3 separate regions of the Mus musculus genome follow, and regions 1 and 3 are each linked to region 2. The links are chromatin loops, found by intact Hi-C in ENCODE. Cell type or tissue: heart. All regions are shown on one strand. Region 1 overlaps Fbxl17 (F-box and leucine-rich repeat protein 17). Region 2 overlaps Fbxl17 (F-box and leucine-rich repeat protein 17). Region 3 has its middle 2.9 kb from the start of Efna5.

What was found. Peaks named below come from ENCODE experiments on the same cell type or tissue, not always from the same donor. Only the 100,000 strongest peaks of a DNase experiment are listed, where the experiment ranks them.
Region 1: it touches region 2 in a loop (9-fold over the local background); 8 of 42 quality-filtered maps call a loop at or near these places.
Region 3: it touches region 2 in a loop (2.4-fold over the local background); 4 of 42 quality-filtered maps call a loop at or near these places.

The regions. Positions count from the first base shown.
Region 1 is chr17:63,415,249-63,417,748 of GRCm38, reverse strand. The region is part of intron 4 of Fbxl17 (F-box and leucine-rich repeat protein 17); the gene reads left to right. Among named protein-coding and RNA genes, the nearest start is that of Fbxl17, 84 kb to the left of the region's middle. In heart, no CTCF peak of the experiment used is centred here; no DNase peak of the experiment used is centred here.
Region 2 is chr17:63,466,751-63,469,250 of GRCm38, reverse strand. All of the region lies in intron 4 of Fbxl17 (F-box and leucine-rich repeat protein 17), which reads left to right. Among named protein-coding and RNA genes, the nearest start is that of Fbxl17, 33 kb to the left of the region's middle. In heart, a CTCF peak has its summit at 1,173 (motif pointing right); no DNase peak of the experiment used is centred here; H3K27ac peaks cover 521 bases.
Region 3 is chr17:62,882,969-62,885,468 of GRCm38, reverse strand. No RefSeq gene overlaps it. Among named protein-coding and RNA genes, the nearest start is that of Efna5, 2.9 kb to the right of the region's middle. In heart, a CTCF peak has its summit at 1,126 (motif pointing right); DNase peaks (open chromatin) are centred at 1,118, 1,388 and 2,418; H3K4me3 peaks cover 1,580 bases; H3K27ac peaks cover 1,256 bases.

The DNA of each region.
Region 1 (2,500 bases), 52 kb after region 2:
TACCACAGAGACACTTGCTTAATCATGTTCAATGCTGCTTTAGTCATAATAGCCAGATATTGGAAATAACCTACATATCTCTCAACAGAAAATAGATAAAGAAAATGGAGTAGTAATCAGAAGTTAAAAAAATCTGGGCTGTTGGTGGCAAGGCCTCTGTTGCTGATGACAAGACCCATACAACTCACTGAACGTAAAGAAGTTGAGCTGGTAGCCAGGCAGCAGTGGCACACGCCTTTAATTCCAGCACTTGGGAGGCAGAGGCAGGCAGATTTCTGAGTTTGAGGCCAGCCTGGTCTATGGAGTGAGTTCCAGGACAGCCAGGGCTACACACAGAGAAACCCTGTCTCGAAAAACAAAAACAAAAACAAAACAAAAAAAAAGAAGTTGAGCTGGTGCTTCCATAGAGCCTTTGCCCGCTATGGGCTAGTGTTCTTGGTACAGGAAGGTACTTCGAGAGCTACCAAAGGAGAAATGTAAACACCAGCCCAGATACAGTGGTGTCCTGCTTGCAAGAAATGCTAGGGCAATGGTGGTACAAAGCGTGTGGGAGTGACTGACCAATATCTAATTTGAGTTAAGGTCCACTCCATCTTAAAATACATGTCTCAAGCGTTAACAATTTGTAAAATTAAGAATGTACAGTTACGTAATTTTTTAATCTTTATATAACTAAGAAGTTGAATATTTTGTGGGTATATATATATATTCACACACATATATACACACACGTATATACATACACATCATACCATACATACCAGACACATCACACACATAGATGTGTGTACGCATGTACACGCAGGCATACACACACAAACACACACCCGCACATACATAGAGTTCTTTATTTTTAGTCCAGTAGTAAAAACCTGGTCTGTTTTACAAATATGTTCCAGAACATGCTTGTGAGATACCACCTTTACTCTCTTTATGTTCCAGAACATGCTTGTGAGATACCGCCTTTACTCTCTTTAGAGAGTTCCATGGATAGTGTTTTACAAGTGTCACATTTTCTGTTGTAGAGAAATACTTGGAAATTTAGATTTGTTTCTGTAATTTAGAAACAATGAAATACCAGTAAGGTAAACATTCCCGAGCATAGTTCTCAGACCCAAGCTAACTGTAAGGCTGCATTTGCCAGGCCACTCCGCTGAGCTTATAGTCTGACCCATCCTGCAAAACCAATTTATTTGCATGCATACACTTTCTGGAGTTGCTTTGAATACCTATATATGAGCACTTGTAAATATTAAGGTAATAAGCAATATAAAGATTTATAAAGCCTTACTTTTTAAAAAATTAAAATTTCATTCTTTTAAAACAGGGAAGGTGGTTCTTAACTACCAAATAGATCTTTAATAATATAAGTCATTTCCCTAATTACCCACTACTGGAACATCATGATTGTAGTATGTTAGTTTTTATAATTTTTTTACTAATGTGTAAATGTTAAATATATTTAATAGTTAAGAGAATATTTTGAATAATTTTTATGAGAACCTTAAATAGTTACAGCTTACCCTGTAGAATAAATATTAAATCTTAATAATCATTAGTAAAATTATTTCTCATTATTCTAAATTTAAAATTAGTAGTACAATCTCTGCAGGTTAGTTACTGTTTTTTAATTAAAGGGCTGTTTTTTTTTTTTAATTTATTTATTTAATGTATATGAGTACACGGTCTCTATCTTCATGCACACCAGAAGAGGGCGTCAGATCTCATTACAGATGGTTGTGAGCCACCATGTGGTTGCTGGGAATTGAACTCAGTTGGTGCTTTTAACCGCTGAGCCATCTCTCCAGCCCTAAAGGGCTGTTTTTGAGTCTTGAAAAGACTTTGTGTATTTTAGAACTTTACTGCAGCTTGATCACATTGTAAGATTCAGATGTGTGAACGATTTGGGGAGCATGCCGAGTGATAGCATGTGTGAGTGGTGCTTCCCAAATCTGTATTTTCAATTTTTAATTGCTTCAGTTATGATCAGTACTGGTCTGAAAGTAGTAGATATGCACTTCTGGAAATAAGCAAGCTTTAAATTGCTTGCTGCTGTGGATACTCACATGCAGTCATGTTCAATCCCTGGCCCTTTCTCATGTAACTTGAGTGAGGCCTTTTCCAGCACATTGTACTTTACAGTGTGGCGGCTCTCTTGGGGCCACATCAGGGATCCGAAGAGATGAGTGTTATCAGGCAGCATAGATGCTATCACATAGAATCATTCTATTTTCTGTAACACGGGAATATCCGTGGTTAACAACAGTTAATTGAGAGTATTACAGAATATCTAGTTTCCGGCATTTTAAATGTTACCAACAGAGAGAAATAATGAACACTTATTCATTAGTGGTTGTGTCTGTCAAATTGGCATAACCATGACTAGCATTGTGTACTACAAATAAGTAAAGTTAGTGTATGTCAAAGAAAACTAAGAGGTTATAGAGTACTTAAGAAAATAAAGCAAGTCTTAGAAAGGCAGGACCTCAGCTCTCATCCA
Region 2 (2,500 bases):
TTCAGTTGTGGAAGGGATGACACTTTTTGAAATGATTTAAAAATTGAAACACCATGAATTAAAATTAAGTGCTTTTATTGCCACAAGATATGCTTTTACCTCGAAAATACACAGTAAAGAGTACGTCAGAGTCCTCTTTAAAGTTACTGTGAATATAAGTCATTTGAGGGTGTATGGTTTCTGGGTCAGATAGACTGACATTTTGTTTCTCACTTGCATTGGAACCTTGAGAAAATTACTGAAGGTCATGAAACCTTGTGAATCCTTACTTTATAGTGGTGGTGTGTTGATAATTTGTCTTACAGGCTGTATTTGAGGATTAAGTGGCATAATAAATACTCTAAAATTACTCAGTGCACTCTGACTCATAAGATACACTAGAAGCCTAAAGTAGTCCTTACTTTATCATAAAGTAATTCATTAATAAGCTTTGGTACCTCTGGTATACAACATAATAAATGAAAGGCTGTTCATCCTATCTTAAAGATTTTCTAATTTTTAGTAGTATCTTTGTTGGCTTGGCTGGCACTTGTGTTCGTTTCAGCACAGAGAGCTCCGTGCACTGCTGTCCCTGTAGGATTTAGCTGATGGCTTTTCAAAGGCGGTGCTGTCCATGTCGGGAGGATAGGCTTTATTTTCTTCCTGGCCTTGTCCGTGTTGTCTTACATTGAATAAGTGTCAGATACTTAAATCCGGAGAGAACCAGATCCGGATTTGGTTTTTATTTCATGAGGGATTTAAAGTGTTTCGATAAACCTTAAAGAGAAGCCAACATAATTCTCATTAAGGTTCTTAGAAGGAAATTCAGAACATGTTGAGCTCTGTTGGAGAGTTGAATTCCTGATAGCTAACTTTTCATAGGACTTAAACATATTTATGTAATAGATGAAATATCTAAGTTGTCAACTGTTTTGGCTTTGAGAAGTATATTGGTTATTTGCTGATTTTTATTAGCTACTAATAGAGATATTGAAGAAAGAATTCTTTCTAGAAAAGATGCCAGCAGAGTTTGACCTGTACTTTGACCAGTATTCAAATGAACTTCGTTATTTTTCTCTCTTAATAAATTGAATCTTCTCTAAAACACTGTTAGAGCTCCTGCTTGCCTGTGTAGTCAGGAATAACCAGGGTTAATTGGTTTTGTAGCTTCGGCATCGTTCATGTTAGGCGTTGGCCTTTAGGTGGCAGCATTGACTCGGTACATGGCTCACTGACAGGGCTTTTCCATCCTTGATGCAACTATAAAGATGTAATGCTTGCACTTTCTGCTGCTGGGAAGCCTCATTTAAAGTTATTTTCTTTTAGGTGGTCGTAGTGGGGAGACTTACTTTTCCTGCCATATGAAATACTAATTGCCTGAAGAACACTACCAGTTGAAATTGCCTTTGTATGTGAAGCAGGAAGAGAATGTGAATATTCTTATTTGTGGTTCCAACTTAAGCGGAATAAAATTTAGAATATGAGAGGGATATCTTTGTTTATTAAAAGCTTATATATCACTATTTGACATTTAGAGTCAAAAAATTAAGGACTACTTCATTGTAGTCCTTTAAAAAGAGTGAGCTTGTGTTTCTCTCACTTTGAGTGCTGCAGGTGCTTCCATGGATGCATTCTGCAATGTCTGTAAACCCCGTGTAGACGCTCGAACAGGTTAGTGAGGGTCCAGCTTGTCCCACACTTTCCTCTTTCTCCTGGCGAGTGCCTTTCAGTCCCTTTGGTGCACAGTCTGCCACAGAGCTATTTTTAAGGTTATATCTAGCGAGAGCATTGTCTTAGTCTATTTTCTTCTGCTGTAATAGAATACTCATGGCTTAGTAATTTGTCAAAGCAGAGGTTTATCTGGCACATGGTCCTGGAGGCTTCGAAGTCCAGGAGAGTGTATTGTACAGCTTTAGTGCCATATCAACCCATGGCTGACAGTAGAGGGGGAAAAGGAGGGTGGGTGGTGGAAGGAAGGGAGGGAGGGAGGGAGGGGATACAAAATACCAAAGAGCAGTAGATCTGTGCTCACCACACAGAAATTGGTAACATTCTGTTAAACTTTCTGCTGCTCTTTAAAGTAGTAAAGCAAGCCAACTTAAGTTTCCACTGCTTCACAGTGTTTCCTCCCATTGTCTGCTCCCAGAGGCAGCTGTATTGATGACCTAGGGTTTCTAAGAAGGATTTCAGTGTCCACATGGATAAGATAGCATTTGTCTGCATGTAATTTATATTTGTTGTCATAAGGCTAAGTATCTGATCTCACAGTATGTGTTCACTCTGTCCTTGGTGTTCAGCTTAATTGTTGGGGTGTAGCCACAGTGACTGTGTAATTCATTCTTGTTATGTGCTGGTGCCCTGTGCTGTGTCTTTTGTTTGTTCATTGCTACTTGATGGCACATACATTGTGTCTAGCATTTTGTTCTGTCAGGGAGTATTGCGTAGACTCTGCGTGTCAGTCAGCTGTGCATGTGGAAGCGCTTCTGTAAGGATATCAAGGGCACTGAGACAGCCTCAGTTC
Region 3 (2,500 bases), 580 kb after region 2:
ACAGAGCTAGTCACATTACCTCGTAAGGCGTGTATAGTTAATATATACTTCTCTTCCAATTGTATCCACTCACGTATTCAAGGGTCACATTGCTTAGTAAGTCCAATGTCAATACTTGGCTCCAGAGGAGACATTTAATTTAGAATTATTTCTAATAGACATCTGAGTTCTGTTTTGAACTATTTCAAATCTAGTATCTTATTCCAACCCCATGAATCATTTTAAGGAAGACCATAGCATACTTTTGTCTCATTAAAATAGGGCCATTCCTATTTAAAATAAAGTGGAGATGTTTAAGATATTAAAATGGACTTGTTCTTTTGGTTTGATGACTTTTTACATCTATATGCATTTCCAAGGGGGAAATAAGCATGTATTATTTCTTTTTTTTTGTCTGCCCCTTTTCAACTGTGGTGTCTTAGGAAGCCAGCTGGCTCCGTCCCTGATACCTGATAGCTCTTTGAGACTCTTTCTGAGTTTCAGCATTTTCCTCAAGACAGAAGTCTTGAATTCCCTCCTTCCTAAAGATACACATAACCTTTTAAAGGGTTCAGAATATTTCCTGCAGAAATATTCTCATGTGCCTTTGTCACATGAGTGCCTATTACAGTTACCATCAAAAAGGCTGGGAAAGAAATCTATCCTTCCACAGCAGAGAGAAAAAAAAAAAAAAAAAAAAAAAAAAAGCATACCCTGAACTTGTTCACCAGCCAGAGGGACAGCAGCATTTTAAATGAAAACCCAAATTGATTTTAATAGTAAAAATCTTATCGTCTTGTTTCTTTAAGGTGTATCCCTCCTTTCTTGACGTTGGAAATTTGGTGAAAGAAGCAGAGGAGAGCTTAAGCGAATAGAATAGTCTCAATTTAAACTCTTATAAATTAGTCTATCAGTTGGTCAGTCATGCAGTCTAACGATAACGGTTGTAATTTACGTCTGGTCACTCAACATGGACGTTCCTTCAGGATAATTAGGGAAAATCTCCATCACGTCCAGTAACGCCCAGCCTGTGGGAACTGCTTCTTTCCTCTCATGTCTTCACTCATCCTGACCTTAGATTTTCCATCAGGCTCAGCGTGGGCTGAGGCTGCCGTCAATGCCCCTGCTGGGTGCGGACTGCAGGCCGACCACTGGAGGGCGTCTGGACGCTTCCAAATTTCTCCGAAGCGCCTGGAAACCCCAGGCCGAGCTTTGGAAAACGCAGGATGGAGAATTTGATATTTAATTTTATTCGTCTAATATGTAAAAGGGAAAAGACGCAGTGTTGAGAGGATGGAAAGAAAGGTAAACGGCTTTCTTTTTTGGGTTCGGCCTTCTTACCAGGCTGTATACACTAGAGAACAAAATAAAAAGTCTGGGATGCAGGTCTCAGCAGCATCGGGTATGGGGCTCGATGCCAGGGCGCAGGACCACAGGGGACCCGTCCCGAGGCGCCAGGACTCCTCGCTCCCAGGAGATCCGGCTTAGCTGGCCTCAAAGGATCTGGGCCCTGCAACCTCCTGACCAGCCCAGGAATGCACGGCCTTTTTTCAGCAATAAAGGCGTTTTCCCTCCCTCTCACTATTTCCCTCCCTTTTCTTCTCAAACCGAGTTTAGTTCAAGATATTTATGTGGGGTGTGCGTGTGCGTAGCGAACCAGCCCCAGGATCCGCGTGGAAAAGGTGTAAAGTACTGACGGGCTCGCGCGCTGCGTTTTTCTCCTTCCAGCTGAAGGTTCACCCTGAATTGTAATCACTTTAAACTGAGATTTTTTTTTTCTCCGACTTTTCAAAACCTGCTTTCAGAGAATCACTTTAAAGAAAAGTCCCATTTCCTGCCCCCAAGCCTTTAAATCTCGGGTAGAAAGAGAGGGTTGAAAGGCACAAGAGAGATGCTCAGATTTCCAGATGACCCTGCGCGGCGTGTGCGGCGTGAAGAACCGAGCGGAGGTTTACACGAACTCCGATTTACTTAGGGCTGCCCTAGCCAGTCAGCGCAGACTTCACGTCACCTGAGCGGTCCCCGAAGCAATTTTCGGCTCCCCTTTTGGAGTGGGAGCCAGTTTCTTTTCAATCGAAAGACCCTACTCCCAAGTAAAAAAAAAAAAAAAAAAAAAAAAAAAGATGCCAAATCACTCTGAGTCCAGACGCACTTCAGCAACCAAAGGGTTACTCGTGCTGCCGGGCTGGGCCGCGGAGAGGGTGCCTCGGCACTCTCAGTAATTCAATTAGTCAGGTTTCAGGAAGGTGGGGCGGGGGTGGGGGTGGAGGCGTGGGGAGGGAGGAGATGAGGAAAACGCCTCTTTCTCCCGGAGCAAACCAATCCGGTTAGAGAAAAGAGAGGGGAAAAAAAAAAAAACCGATCTGTAAGCAAACAGCAGGCCTCTCCCTGACTGGTTACTCCAATCACCCCCCACCCTCCAAGTAAACTGCATGGAGGGAGGGGGAGTGGGGAGGGGAGCAGCCCACATGACCTGGGCCGCGGAGGCAGCAGCGCCGGCGGCGCCTCCCCCTGCTCGGTC